Linked DNA regions of Homo sapiens: all the other regions are linked to region 3. A link is a contact called in ENCODE Hi-C or POLR2A ChIA-PET data. All regions are on one chromosome and are shown on one strand. Each heading gives the region's core, a stretch centred on a gene start or an enhancer-like site at or near the end of the contact. The rest is flanking DNA. Distances are from core to core; before and after follow the strand shown. Region 1 overlaps KCNIP3 (potassium voltage-gated channel interacting protein 3). Region 2 overlaps KCNIP3 (potassium voltage-gated channel interacting protein 3). Region 3 holds the start of FAHD2A (fumarylacetoacetate hydrolase domain containing 2A).

The links. Hi-C counts contacts between places; a loop is a spot of excess contacts on that map. ChIA-PET counts read pairs that join two places held with the same protein, here RNA polymerase II (POLR2A). Pooled maps may share reads with other maps.
Region 1: POLR2A ChIA-PET joins it to region 3 with 14 read pairs in MCF 10A. The contact joins the enhancer-like site here to the promoter of FAHD2A in region 3. A Hi-C loop is called at or near these places in 29 of 168 maps with a recorded cell type or tissue (Caco-2, HepG2, IMR-90 and 22 more), 10 of 37 single-sample maps with no recorded cell type and 34 of 50 pooled maps. POLR2A ChIA-PET finds 5 or more read pairs at or near these places in 6 of 52 experiments (HCT116, HEK293, HEK293T and 3 more).
Region 2: a map of PC-9 shows a loop between it and region 3 (7-fold over the local background). The contact joins the enhancer-like site here to the promoter of FAHD2A in region 3. A Hi-C loop is called at or near these places in 4 of 168 maps with a recorded cell type or tissue (MCF 10A, PC-3, PC-9 and 1 more) and 4 of 50 pooled maps.

What each region holds. Positions count from the first base shown.
Region 1 is chr2:95,330,788-95,335,590 of GRCh38, forward strand. The region is part of intron 2 of KCNIP3 (potassium voltage-gated channel interacting protein 3); the gene reads left to right. Among named protein-coding and RNA genes, the nearest start is that of KCNIP3, 36 kb to the left of the region's middle. RefSeq lists enhancers at 1-255, 256-755. Within about 2 kb of position 3,289, at least 4 of the 41 ENCODE cell types and tissues checked have a DNase peak (open chromatin) inside an H3K27ac peak, as active enhancers do; they include PC-3, where a contact is called at or near this core.
Region 2 is chr2:95,313,287-95,317,731 of GRCh38, forward strand. The region is part of intron 2 of KCNIP3 (potassium voltage-gated channel interacting protein 3); the gene reads left to right. Among named protein-coding and RNA genes, the nearest start is that of KCNIP3, 18 kb to the left of the region's middle. RefSeq lists an enhancer at 2,452-2,952. Within about 2 kb of position 1,930, at least 3 of the 41 ENCODE cell types and tissues checked have a DNase peak (open chromatin) inside an H3K27ac peak, as active enhancers do; they include PC-3 and PC-9, where a contact is called at or near this core.
Region 3 is chr2:95,399,357-95,403,986 of GRCh38, forward strand. It overlaps FAHD2A (fumarylacetoacetate hydrolase domain containing 2A), which reads left to right and starts at 3,352. Exons shown (of 8, transcript NM_016044.3): 1 at 3,352-3,516. RefSeq lists enhancers at 2,122-3,061, 2,991-3,070, 3,062-4,000, 4,141-4,260.

The sequences.
Region 1 (4,803 bases), core at 2,039-4,538, 69 kb before region 3:
CTCCTTGCCTCCTCTGGCAGGCAATGTCCCAGGCTCTGGGGACACAGCAGGGAACCAGACAGAATAAAAACCCCTAGAGCTTATAGGCTATAAAATGAGATTGATGAGTAAACGATATATTGCAAGGGAATAGGGCTGCAGAAATTACCTAGGACTGGGAAGAAGGGAGGGGTGCCTAGGGCAGGGCCTGCAGGGCACATGGCGTTCAAATACAGATCCGAGGGGTGAGGGAGAGTGAAAGGGAAGCTGTCCAGGCAGGCAGAGGGGCAGCAAGGGCCAGAGCTCAGGGTGAGGTGAGCTGGCAGGAGAGGCCCCTCCTGCTGATGAGGGGTGGAGGCTGAGCCCGAGGGGTAGGCGAGGGAGTGGCAGGGATTTGTGGCTGTCCAGGGTGGCAGCGGAGGCGGGAGGGAGCAGCGGTACATTTGGAGGCACTCTGAAGATGGGACCGAAAGGATTTGCAGATGTCCTGGGTGTCTGTTGCGTGAGAACGAGAGGAGTCAGGCCAAGGCTTTTGTCCTGAGCTGCTGGAAGAACCAAGCTGTTATTCACTGTGGTGGGAAAAACAGAAGCTGGCCTGGCGTGAGGGGAGGAGGGGGCTTGGTGGTAGCATTTCAAGTCTGAGACATCTAAAGAGATCCTAGCAGAGGCTTCAAGGAGGCAGGTGGGATCTGCAAGGGTTGGAAGTGGAGGGATACATTTGGGGGTCATCAGCACATAGACGGATTTGAAGCCAAAAGACCGAGCAGAAGAGGCCCAGGACTGAGCCAGTCGTGCACGCTGATGTCTAAAGGCCTCCTTGCTCCCGCTGCCTGCGCCCATCCTCAGAGCTTGGCTTGGACATTTGCAGAAGGCTGCTATTGTTTCTTCTGTTCAGAAAGACACCTATCCACATTCCAAAGAGCGCCCCACATCCTGTTCTGCCATCGGTAGCCACGAGGGCTCCCAGCTTCTTACCCGATCCAGCTGGCCAGTCACGACAGGAATACCCACTGGCCAGGGCAGGTGCCCGACCCAGGCTGGGCCAAGGAGATCCCTTCTCAGATATTTTGACAGTGGGAGGCCCTGTGACTGGGATGCAGAGGCTGTGACATGCAGGCCTGGGCAACTTCTTGTAGCCAACCATGAAGCCACATGGAAGAAGCCACTTGAGTAGGGACGCTGACATGCAGCGTCTGCATGTGAGAGGTGAAGGACACGGTGTGAGCGGACTTTTCTGGTCATCCCCGCCCCGTTCTCTTCCAGTGGTTTGGTTTAAGGGCTAACAGGTCCCTTTGACTGAGCAAGTTCACTCAAGTTAGCCTTAATACAGCATCTCAGCATTCAGACAGAGAGAGGAGGCACAGGCCAAGGAATCCAGGGGCCCAGGAGCACAGGCAAAAGGCCGGTCCTCCTGAGCCCTCAACCAGACTGCACAGAGCCAGGCGAGAACATGCATGTGACACACAAATGGCCCTGGCGCTCTGGGGCAGATGCGTACCAACAGGAGAACGTATTGATGATCTGATTTTATTCTGAGTCAACTGTTTTAAGGTTTATATAAGTCTGGCCCGCCTTGGTGGCTCATGCCTATAATACCAGCACTTTGGGAGGCTGAGGCGGGTGGATGACCTGAGGTCAGGAGTTCAAGACCAGCCTGGCCAACATGGCGGAACGCCATCTCTTATTTTGAAAATATCAAAAAGAACTTAAAAGTCATGGAGGAGAGTTCAGCATGCTCATCTTTCATCTAAAAGGAGTCCCAGAAAACAGGTGAGGGGACGGAGAGGAGGAGGTGTTCCTTAATATTAAAGAGAACAAATGTAAGCATTATTTCATTTCGTCTTCAAGTGTGGGCCATGGGATATTAATATGTGTCATGTGGAAAGGTATTTTGTGGGCAAACACATTTGGGGAGTACTAGTCATATGAGGCTACACAAATTCTTTCACTACAGAACTTCTCAGAACCTTTACTATACACCCTTTATATTTTCAAGACAACATGGGGGTGGTGAAGAGCCCTGGCTTTGGAATCTCAGACCTGGGTTCTCAAGCCTTCCCTGCCTCTTTTTGTCTCTGTGTTTGGGAAGACCTTTTGTCCCTCTGGGCCTCAATTTTCTCATCTGTTAAATGGGAATCACAATTACATCCTTGGGGGTCTTCCAGACTTAGGGACAAAGGGACAAGACAAATGTGAAGATGCTTAATAAAATGTAAAGTTATGTGAATGTGAAATGCCCTGTCTCGCGTGAGTTCTGTGACAGCCTCTGCTGGGCCTCACTTGTCTCACCTGTGAAATGGGAGTTGGGGTAAAATCACTGTAGCTCCCCTACTCTGCATGCAGTCACGCTGCAGCTAGAGTGGTTGTTATAGAGAAAACAAAAACCAAACGAATGCTCCCTTGCTCTGAGGATAAATCCCCGGCCACAGACTTGGCCATGCCCTTATAACTGTTTGACTATCTGCCTGCACCTCTAGAGTGTAAGCTCCTTGAGGCCAGGGCCGCAGCTGCAGCATGTAGTGCCACATCTGGCAGGCACAGAGTCGACTTGGGAAGTATTTGTCAAATGAGTAAATGCATGAACCTAGGCCTCTTCTAACTCTGAAATCTTACATCCCTCCGGATTGAGAAAAGAATCAAAAGCCATTCTACCACTACTGCTGCGGGAAACAGACTGCCCTGGACCCTGACTCCTCTCCTGTGGTGGCCTCACCAGGGCCCGCCCTCGGTCAACCTAGCCTCGAAGAAGGGAATGCTTGGGTGTTTCCAGAGACTCCTCAGAGCACGTGCTCAGGATAGAGTCCTGATGCTTCTAGAGACCGTATGGGCAAGTCCTGTAGCCTCTGTTGGTTGCAATTGTGACAGCTCGTAGGAGCATGGTGAGGATTCAATGATACTATGTCAGTGAGTGCCTAGGACAGTGCCTGGCACATGGTAAGCAGCAATGAATGACACTGCTGCTATCCATTATTATTACCCAATTCCCTCACTGAACGCAGAGGGCATGATGGGTGGCTGAGTCCTCCCAGCTTCCTTGAGGCAAAGGTGGGACTTGGATAGGGGGCGTCTCACTCCTGCCCAGCACCCTGGCTGCTCCCCTGCTGCTTTCTGACTCAGACCCCAAGGTTGTGATTCCCAAGTCATTCGTCTGCATTCAGCTGACACAGGCCATCTGCAAGACACACACCTCTCTGAGCTGTCAGAAGACACTGCAGAAGCTGAGATCCTGGCATCAAGCGTCCCAGATGGAAATTCCCCAAGACACCCTTGGGCCCTCGGCTCAAGTTCAAACAAAGAAATGCTTATGTTCAGAGATCTTCACAGATCACCAGCGAGGATGTGACTTGAGAACACTTTGCGTCAGCATCATAAAACATGAGGATTGATGACCCGTGTGAGTGGGGCGAGTGCCAGGGGAACACAGGCTCTGAGTTGGCCGGCCGTGCTTCCTGCATACACTCTGTGCAGAGGGTGCCAGCCTAGACTGGCGGGGGGGTTAGAATAGCACCGCACTAGTTAGCATGTCCCATAGGACCCTGTTTACAGCACACTTGCATGGGCATGTGTGCACCTGGTTCTCATGACAATATGCAGGGTGGGCAGGGGTTAAGGAATGCTTCCCCACTTTGGGGATGAAGGAAACTGAGGCTCAAGGAGGTGCGAAGCCAGGCAGCTGAGGTCACACAGCCTTGGATCTCCCTACCGTCACTATCCTCCCCTCTTGCCAGCAGAGAGAGGTGGGAAAGCCACGTTCAGCCAAAACCCAGAAATTTACCCAGAGAAACTCACAAACCAACATGGTGGGCCTTGTACAAACTCTAAGAGTATGAAGAGAAGAGCTACAGCTGGCCTTACCCAGTCCTGCCATGCTGGGACTGGTCAGCTCCCCTGCACTGAATCTGGGTAGGGGCATGAAAAGACACAAGATGGGATGAGAAATCCTCCACATGGGAGAGGAAATGGGAACCTTTCATCACTGGGGACCAGGAAGCAGGGTGAGGGGCTCACAGGACAAGCTGGCCTCAAACGTTCCCCTTCCATTGCCTGTTCAATGTTACTAGATACTTGCAGACCTCTGGCAGAACAGATGGGGACTTGGATATACCTTGTAAGGGGATGGGGGCATGAAGACAGATTCGTTCCCCTGACCAAGGGGGAATCAAACAGGTCACTGAGCGCTCAAAGGAGAATATTCCCAGAGCTATGCAGTGAGGGGCCTGCTACCACAGTAACACTTGGGCATGTGTCAAGTCCCCACTTGGCCAAGTAGCTTGGTCTTCTCCTACCTTCCAAGTCTTTCCTGACCATGAGAACCATGGGAACCAGAACTACTTAATTAAGAACATGAAATTCCTTTCCTTTCAGATCACTGGTCCTGACTCTGGCCTGAGATGCTAAGAGATCCCACAGCTCCTGTGATGGGAAAAGATCTATTCCCAGAATGTGGTTCCCACATGGGAAATTTTACCTGTTCAGTACTTCTTGTGGAATGTATCTACTAATGATATATTCTCACAATTTTTACTTAACTTGGAATGCCTTAATTTACCCTTCATTTTTTAAAAGACATTTTTGCTGGGTATAGATTTCCAGGATGGCCAGTTACTGTTCTTTGAGCAATAGCATTTGAAAAATGTTCTTCCATTGTATTCTGGCTTCTGTGGTTTTTGTTGTGAAATCTACCATCATTTTTGTATTGTTATTTCTCTGAGTACAATGTGTCTGTTTTTCTTCTGGATGCTTTTAAGGTTTTCTCTTTACCTCTAATTTTCAGCAGTTTGACCATGCACATGTCAGAATCTCCACACCATAGCAGATGTACCT
Region 2 (4,445 bases), core at 680-3,179, 87 kb before region 3:
CAGGACCCAGGGTCCTGGAGACAGTGGGCAAGGGCTAGAGCATCTGTGGCTGGGCCCTGGGTGGCCAATTCTGGGTGTGAAGACCCCAGGATGGAGTCAGGAGGTGGCCAGCAGTGGGGCCTCTAAGAGGGGAGCCCAGGAGACTCAGAGCACAGGCAGCCTGGCCCCACCCTACCCAGGAGAGGCGCCCCATCCTCAGCCTAGAAGCTCCTTGGACCCTCTTCCATGACCCGGAAGCTGGGACTCTGGCCTGCCCTGCATGCCTCCCCTGCATCTAAAGCCTCTCCCTGCAGGATGCCTCTCCAGAGGCATGGCCAGTGCCACAACTGGACAGACCTGTTTCTCAAGTTTGATGCCCACAAGGGCTGTGGGACTTGGGTTTCTTCAACTGGAATAATAATGTCACCCACAAATAACCTGGGGTCCCAGCTGCAGACAACCGAAACAGGGTGGGCTCCAGGCCTCAGGAAGTTCACAGAAACTCCGGAGGACCAGAGAACGAGGTCTGAATGGGACGAAGCCAGGGCCCCACCTAGCGCCTTGGGAGATGCCTGGCATCCTGGACCACTCTGGCAGGAACGCTCTAGCAGCTGCTGCACGCTTCTGTGTGACACGGTGCAGCCATTCCTCACACACACACACACACATACACACACACACACATACACACACAAGCACACACACATACACACACACATGAGCACACACACACGCATACTTACACACACGCATGCACATGCCCCTCCCCCAGAGAGAAGACCCACATCCTCCTCAGTCGCCGATGCATCCCAGGGAGATGCTCATTCTCCCCGGGGTGCCATGGCAACCCCACGTAAAATCATAAAGACACCACCACCAGTGCTCCTGGGAAAGAGGGGTAGCAGAAAGGCATCGGAACAAAAGGTGAGTTAACTCGTCTCTAATACGTAAAGATCTATAAACAGAATTTTCGCGTATTTGAAGATACAGGATACAATTGACATCATGAAGCATCAAGATACATGATATCAAAGTGAGATGTCAGATCAGTGCAAATTTTCAAGGATTTCTGAGAATTAACCCCTTTCCATGGGGTTGTAGTATGACATCTGTGGCCATCTTTAATCCACCACAAAGATGGATTAAAGATGGATTAAAGCCACAAAGATGTGGCTGAGTCCTTGGTGGAGTGATCCAAACCCCCATTCCTGAGGGATCTGAGTCCTGGGTGGTCCTGCCTCATTGGGGTTGCTAGAAGCCCCCACTGACTTTCATCACTGTAACTGGCAGTGTTGCTAGGCTCCCTGGAGAATTCACTGGATTTGAAGCAGAGTCCTCCCTGCTCCCCTCGATAATAGGGTCATTCACTGGCCGATGGCCCTTGATGCCAGTTGGTCTGAGTGGTGTGAGGGGCCCAGCATGGCCAGGCGGCCGTCCCAGCTTCCAGTTTAGCAGAACCCCTGCTGCCTCCTGCTGGGGACCCATTCTCCCATGGGAATTTAAAGCCTCTAATCCAGAGCCTGGAGTATTGGTGAGGAGCAGCAGAGGTGCGGTGAGCAGGCACTGGATGAGGGAGGGGCCTTTGCGTGTTTTCCCGGGCTCCGGGCTTGTTCTTCTGGCTGGGGGAGAGGCAGCACATCCAGCAGTGTCACTGGCACCCGACAGGGCAGCCCTGGAACCCGCAACGGCTGCCAGAACCAGTCTTCAGCGGGTCTCATCACTGTTCTGTGAGGCCAGCTGCCTCTGGGGGTGGGCACAGGACGGGGACGGGAGCCTGTGAGCCCTGGTCTTTGGTCACACCGCTCTATTCCGTGGTGAAATGAGTCTGTTGCTTGGGATCTATGGCGTGGAGGCACCGTGATGGGGGAGGTGCTGGCAGCACCAGGGCAGGCCAGAGGGAAGGTCACACCCAGAGTGACCATCACTCCCATGAGGATAATGGGAGCCCCAGAGTGATGGCAGGGATGCAGAGTGGCTGACCTGCCACCTGGTGGCTGGCTGGGCACTGAACTGCAGCTGCAGCCTGATCGGCCCAGGGAGAAGTTCTTTTATTGAATCTACGGTGTTTCGTTCTCAAGCAAATGCCAGAGGAGCCAGGAACAGAGGCTGTGAGGTGCACAGAGGGGACCACTGGCCCACCTGATCGTCCAGTGCCTCCTCGGCCCCAGCGCCCCTTGGAGGGCACTTGTGAAGCACTTGCTGTCCCACACTCCGGGTGGTTCCTCCCCAGGCCTCCCAGCCCTTACTCCCCCGATCCTGCCCCTCCACCTCCCTGACCCCTGAACTAATGGTTAACAGCCATCCATGAATCAGTGTAAACCTGTGCCTTCGGCCCTCTCTTCTTCAGACAATGTGGGCAACACATGTACCAGGAAGATGTCCCTTCTCCACGTCCTTCCCCTAGGTGGGCCTCAGTGTCACCTAGAGTTGGGGCCAACATTTCTTGCAGCTCTGTCTATAAGTCACCTCCGAAAGTTTTTCCTCCTCAGACGGCTTCGAGACCGTAGGGGGCGGGTGGGCTGTGGGGAAAGCGGCAATGCAGCAGGTACTGTGGGAGTCGCAGCCCCCGCAGGTACAGCCTCCCTGCGCCCTCCAGACCTGCCCTGCCTCGGGCCCCATCCACAGCACCTGGGCATGACGACAGAGCACTGTGTGCACATGCAGATACCAGTGGGGCTGGGCGAGAGGTTGATACTCGATTGCTGTTGGGTGTTTCGGGGCTCATGGCCACCTACTCTGTCTCTCTGTCTCTGTCTCTCTCACCATCAGGCGCTCCACCCCCACAGCAGCCCAGCAGTGGGAAGTTAGCTGAATGCCAACAGGAGAGATTTTTGGCATTGCTCAAAACCCAAGAGACCACAGATTTCCCCTCTGGGGGCCTGCCATGGCCCCGTAGAGCATTCCAACTTGCCTTAGACTCATCGTGTGTCATTGAATGTTCTGGGTCATTAGGCCCAAGGGGCAGCACTGCTTGTACTTGGCCTGCACCTGCGGAACAGCCTCTGAGCCGCACATTTAACTGTGGTGCACAGGAGGCCCGCCGGGCACCGCACCTTCCTTTACTGGCAGGGGTGCGAGGCGCAGCAGCTCGTCTTTCCCTCTGCAAGGGATCCCTTGGCTTGCCTGAACTTGCATATAACAGAAACCCCAAATAACAGTGGCTTGATCAAGACAGGTGCATCGGCTCCTATATGGGAAACATGGGGTGAGGCGGTGGCTGGCACTAGTTTGGCAGCTGGGGGACGTCAGTGTCAATGTCTTGGGTTCTTCTACCGTTCCCCTCACTGTGGCAATGTGGTTGCTTTGCAGCCCACACAGCCTCATTTCAGGCAACAGGAAGGAGAACCCAGGTGGAAGCGGAGAGTGGTGGTCCCCATGTCAGGAAGGCAGCACTCACAGAAGTCTCTGGAAGACAGATGCTTCCATTCCACTGGCCAGAGATAAGCTGCCCTCACTGCGAGGAAGGCAGGGGAATGGTGGAGTTTTCAGCTGGGCGCATTTCCATCTCCAACAGCATCTGAACCCTGCTGGTGAAACTCAGGAAGAATGAATACAGAACTGGCATTCTCAGCCACATGTGGCTTGCAGGGTTGTTTTGATGACTGAAGGCACTCACTGGCACCCAGAAAGACCTTAGCAAGCTGCCTGGCTGTTATCGCCTTTATTTATTGCTAAGTGCTCAAAAATGTGGAGGGCAGGGGGTTGGTCAGCTCCAGTCATGAATTTGGCTCTCCCTTCTGCTCCTCAGCAGAGGAACCGCTTCCCACTTCCCCTTCTGCATTTTAGAGAGGCACAGCAGGGCTGAGGGATGAGGCCAGTGGATAGAGGTCAGAGGTCAAGAGACAGCCTAAGGCTAGGGCCCTACCTATGCCCCCGTCCTACTCAGGGCCCCTGGCCCTGAGCCTCCTAGGCAGGGGACTGTGTGAGAGCAGGCTGTTCCCTGTCTGGCTGCAGAGAAGCCCTGGGGCCCGGGTGAGGCCCCTCTGCAGTGAGATCACACCCTCAGCTGATAATCACACCAGTGTCACCTCCTCTGTTGGTGCTGGGAGCTCAGGAGTGACGCCCACCCCATCCCCACGCCTCCCAGCCCAGGAAGCCGCAGGGGCCCTTCTGCCTCCAGGAACAGTGAGCTCCGGGGGCCTGGAGGCTGAGGCCAGGCACCAGGTGAAGGGGCCAGCCCTGTGGCAGGGGCAGGGGCTACCTGAGAAGGCAAACCCAAGGCAGGAGGACTGAGTGCACTCTGGCTGCCCCGGGGCTCTGGGCTGAGGGGCAGGCAGTCCCCGGAAAGGCTGGGAGAGCCAGAAGCAGGGACAGAAAGCAGAGGAGAGAAGGACAGGCCCAGAGCGCCCAAGACACTGGGGACAAGCTGAGACCAAGAGGAGAGACGCTGCTTTTGAGAGACAGAGACAGACAGACAGACCAGGAGTGGGGAGTCCTAGAAAAAGAAAGGTGTTGAGTGTCAGGCT
Region 3 (4,630 bases), core at 2,102-4,601:
ATTTCCGATATGCCAAAGAGAAGCCTTCCTTTATGGGAACGCTCCTGACTTAAGGAAATAAAACAAAAATCACATAATGAGGTTGCTAAGAGCTACAGAAAGAACGAATCTTCTATCCATGAAATTGTGAAGAAGGAAAAAGAAATTTGTGCCAGTTTTGCTGTCGCACCTCAAACTGCAAAAGTTATGGCTACAGTGTGTGAGAAGCACTTAGTTAGGATGGAAAAGGCATTAGATTTGTGGGTGGAAGACGTGAACAGAAACATATTCTGATTGAACAGCAACCGTGTAGCACCAGGTTAACTTCATCTGGATTAAATTTGATCACTGGCATGTATATATAGGAAAAGACGTAGCAGATGTAGGGTTTGGTACTATCTGCAGTTTCAGGCGTCCTCTAGGGGTCTTGGAAAGTACCCCCCAAGGATACTCTATACAAATGAAATAATTCCATATGTACTCATTTTTAATCTCTTTTTCACTCTGAATAATTATCTTGATATATATCCATGTTGCATCAACAATTTGTCCCTTTTCATTGCTGGGTAGTATTCCCTAGTGTGGCTATAACAGAGTGTTTACACATTCACCTGTTAATGAAAAATTGAGTTGTTTCCAGTTTGGGGATTTTGTAAAAAGGCTGCTGTGAACATTTCTGTATAAGCCATTGCATAAGCATTTTTTTTAAATTTCTCAGGTAATTACTATAAAACAAAAAAACAAATCTGGATTATATAAGGAGCGAATTTATTCCAAAGGATTGTTGTGGGGGTGACCATTGCAATAGGGAAACGTTGCAGTGCGGCCACTCGCAGGCTTCCCATATGATCTGCAAGTGTCTCAGAGGTTAGGCAAAGGGCTGATCTTGTATAGGGAGGCGTAAACGTGGCTAGAAAGAACTGTTATGGGAAAGTGGGCTGAGCAAGAGTGTCACGATCGAGGAGGTCTTACCCTGCGGACAGCCTGTTCTCAGGAGGGAACCTCAGGAGGGCTGCGGGTTGGCACAAGCTGTGGGTGGGCCAAAGCTCAAGGGCTTGGAAAAGGAGAGAATCTGAACCAAGGTTTGGTTACAGGCTTTTGTTCTTATTGATCTGTGGGACAAGCAGCCCAGCTAATCATTTATGAGGCCAAGAATGGGAATTTAGAGGGTCTGTGTCTGGCCTGGTCACAGATAAACAAGGGAGCATCTGGGAGTCTTATCCAGGTTATATAGAAAGTCACTGGTTCTTTCCAGTAGGGGGTTTTCTGGAACAAAAGAGTGGTGGGATTCCTTAACCTTCACTATTTCTAGAAGCAAAGGGCTAAGGTAAAATTCAATACTGTCAATAGTCAGGATTGAAATGGCTACATCATATGGTAGGTGTATGTTTAATTCTCTTCATACACTGACAAATGGTTTTCGATCGTGGTGGTACTATTTTATAATCCCATCAGCAGTGTACAAGAATCCCAGGTCCTCCACATTCTTGCCAGTACTTGGTATAATCAGTCTTCTTTGTCCATTCTAGTAGGTGTGAGATGGTGTCACATTGCGCTTGCAATTTGCATATCCTTAATGATTAATGATGTTGAGCATCTTTTCATGTCCTAATTTTTTCTTTCTTTTTTTTTTTGAGACAGAGTCTTGCTTTGTCGCCCAGGCTGGAGTGCAGTGGCACGATCTCGGCTCACTGCAAGCTCCACCTCCCGGGTTCCCGCCACTCTTCTGCCTCAGCCTCCCCAGTAGCTAGGACTACAGGCGCCCACCACCACGCTCGGCTAATTTTTTGTATTTTTAGTAGAGATGGGGTTTAACTGTGTTAGCCAGGATGGTCTCGATCTCCTGACCTTGTGATCCGCCTGCCTCGGCCTCCCAAAATGCTGGGATTGCAGGCGTGAGCCACTGCGCCCAGCCTTCATGTCCCAATTTTCTGTCTGTATATCTTATTTGATGAAATGTCAGTTCAAATATTTTGTCCATCTAAAAAATTGAATTGTTTGATTTTATCTACTGACTTTTAAGCATTCTTTCTATATTCTGGATACAAGTCTTTTTATCAAATATAGCCTTTACAGATATTTTCTTCCAGGCTGTAACTTAGCTTTTCAGAAAGTCTTTGGGAGCTATGGCTTAGTGAAACCCTTGTGCCAGGTTCTCCTCAGCGAATCCCCCTGATCACAGCCACCCCCATAGGTTCCATTTCAATATCTGTGGTGACCTTCTGCAAGCTAGGCTGAAGTCCCAAGCTCCAGACCCATGTCTCCAACTGCCCACCGTTCAATGCCCTTTGGATGTCCCATGCAAATCGGAGCTCACCATCCTCTCCCCAGACCCGCTGCTCCTCCAGGAGCCCTGTCTCCATGAACGGCCCTGCACCTACCGAGCTAGAGACCCAGGAGTTGGCCTTGTACCTCCTTCCTTCTCACTTCCACCTCCTGTCATTCAGAGCTGTCAGTTCTTCCTCCTGAACATCTCTGGACACTCACCTTCTCCACCACGCACCGCACCACCATTGTTCTCAACCGCACCACCCACCCAGACACCTTTCCTCAGACGGGTGGCCAGAGAAAAACTTCTCAAATAGAAGTCGGGACATGGCACGCCACTGAGAACCTTCCAGCGGTCTCCTGTGCACGTAAACAAGGTCCAGACTCCTTCGTGGGACAAGTAAAGCTCTTGATGATCTGGTCCTTGAGTAATGTGGGGGCCACTTGTACAGAGCCCCTCACACTGTTCAAAGTCGGCAGCTGAAGAGCTGAGCAGTAGCTGTCTGTGGAGTTCAGCTGCCACTCCCTACACGCCTGCCCTCTGCAGGGGATGGAGTCCCGTTTCCCCACTTCCCCACCTGCGCCCAGCAGTGCAGGTGAAGGCCTGGCTGCGGAGAGTGGCTGGGAAACGCTGCGCTTTGGGGTCAGGAATGCCAGCTCCACTACTCACCGCCTGTGTCACCCTGGGAAAACAGCTCTGGCCCCAGGTTCTCCATAAGTAAAACGGGGGCAGTCATCCCTCCCCTCCTCAACGACATATGTCAGAATCAGAAGCCACAAATCATTCTCTGCCACCCAGCACGCTGCCTTGGTCTCCTAGACCACTTTCCCCAACAATGGGAAAGGCGCCAGGCCCAGAACAAGGCCGAGACCGGATGAGGCCAGCGAAGCGCCCAGGGACAAACCTTCGGGCAGCGCCCACTCTCGAGTTCAGGCAAGTGCAGGGTCCCTCCGAGAGAGAGCGTCTCCAGAGAACGCGGCTGGCGCCTGGCTGAACCCGTAGCCTGAAGACCCGCCGGAGCCGCCCGCCCCACGATGGGCCCGCCCCTCCGGGATTGGCGCCCTGCTAGTGGCCATTGCCTGTGACGTCACAGGATCGCGCCCGCTTTTCTCTCGGGTGATCCGGCCGAGTGGCCCTGGGTTAGCAGCTGCTGCATTTCCCCGGCTGGCTGCGGTCACTGGTGGCAGTGCTCAGGCGCCCGCCGCCCTTGACCTTCGGCCCCGCGAGCTCTAACCCTACAGCGCAGGAAGATCGGCCGCCGCGGCCAGGTAGGACGAGCCTGGCTGGGTCTAGGCCAGAAGGGTGTCCGTGGCGCCGGTCTCCCGCGGAGCGCAGAACTAGTACCGGATCCCCAGCCGCTTCTGACCACACAGACGGGGCGGACCTGTGTGAGCACTCACTAACTGTCGGGGCTGGAGCTGGGCATATGGGGAAACTGGGGGACCGGCACGGGTTCCAGGCGAGTGGACGGTGGGATGGAATCCGACGTGCACACCCATGTCTCAGGCTTTGTTTGATGGAGGCTACTGTTTCCACCTCATGTCGCCGCCCCTTTGCTTATGGACTCTTGCAGAGTTGGATTGAGCTCGGGCTGTGTGATATAGTGGTTGTTGCAGAAGCCCCAGGGCCACTTTCTGACTAGTACCTTGGGCACCTGACATCATCCCTTTGAGTCTCAGTGTCCTCTTCTTTAAAGTGAGGGCGCTCTACCTGAGGAGATTGCTGTAAGGTTGGAATGAACCTGCATGTGTGTGTCATGTGGGAAGGGAACAGTCAGTGGGGCCTGGGGTTCTCTTGGAGAGCTGGTAACCAGCCTCGTCCCTGAGGCAACAGCCAGAGGGCGCCTGTAGTTTCCCCACGCATGTCTGTTAGCAGTTACGGCCTCTGGAGGATCTCCTGTGGGAGGTCCCTACTTCTCACTACAATCTTTAGAGACTTTGGAGGATTTCCTATGGAAGGTCCCCACTTCTCACCACAACATTCTGGGTTAAAATGGCCTTGGTAGGGGGATGGGGGCTGAAGCTGGATTTTTTTGCTTGCATTACAAGCTTCTGAACCAAGGACTTCATGTCACCTGGACTTGGATTCACATCCCAGCTCCTTCCTCTCCTAGCTCTAGGACTGTGTAACCTTGGGCAAATCTCTTAACCTCTTTAAGCCTTAATTGTTTCATCTGTAAAATGAGGCTAACAGTACCTACCTTCCACAATTGTCGAGAATTAAATCAGACATTGTAGGTAGAGCACTTAATAGTTGGCATTCAGCGGCAGCAGTTACTGTTATGTTAGCATGTGGAGTGTCTGAGTGTGTGCACATTGGCTCGAACAGCCTTTTGACAGTGGCACAGTTGGTGCTTGTGTAAGACAGCAGGGCAGAGAAGTC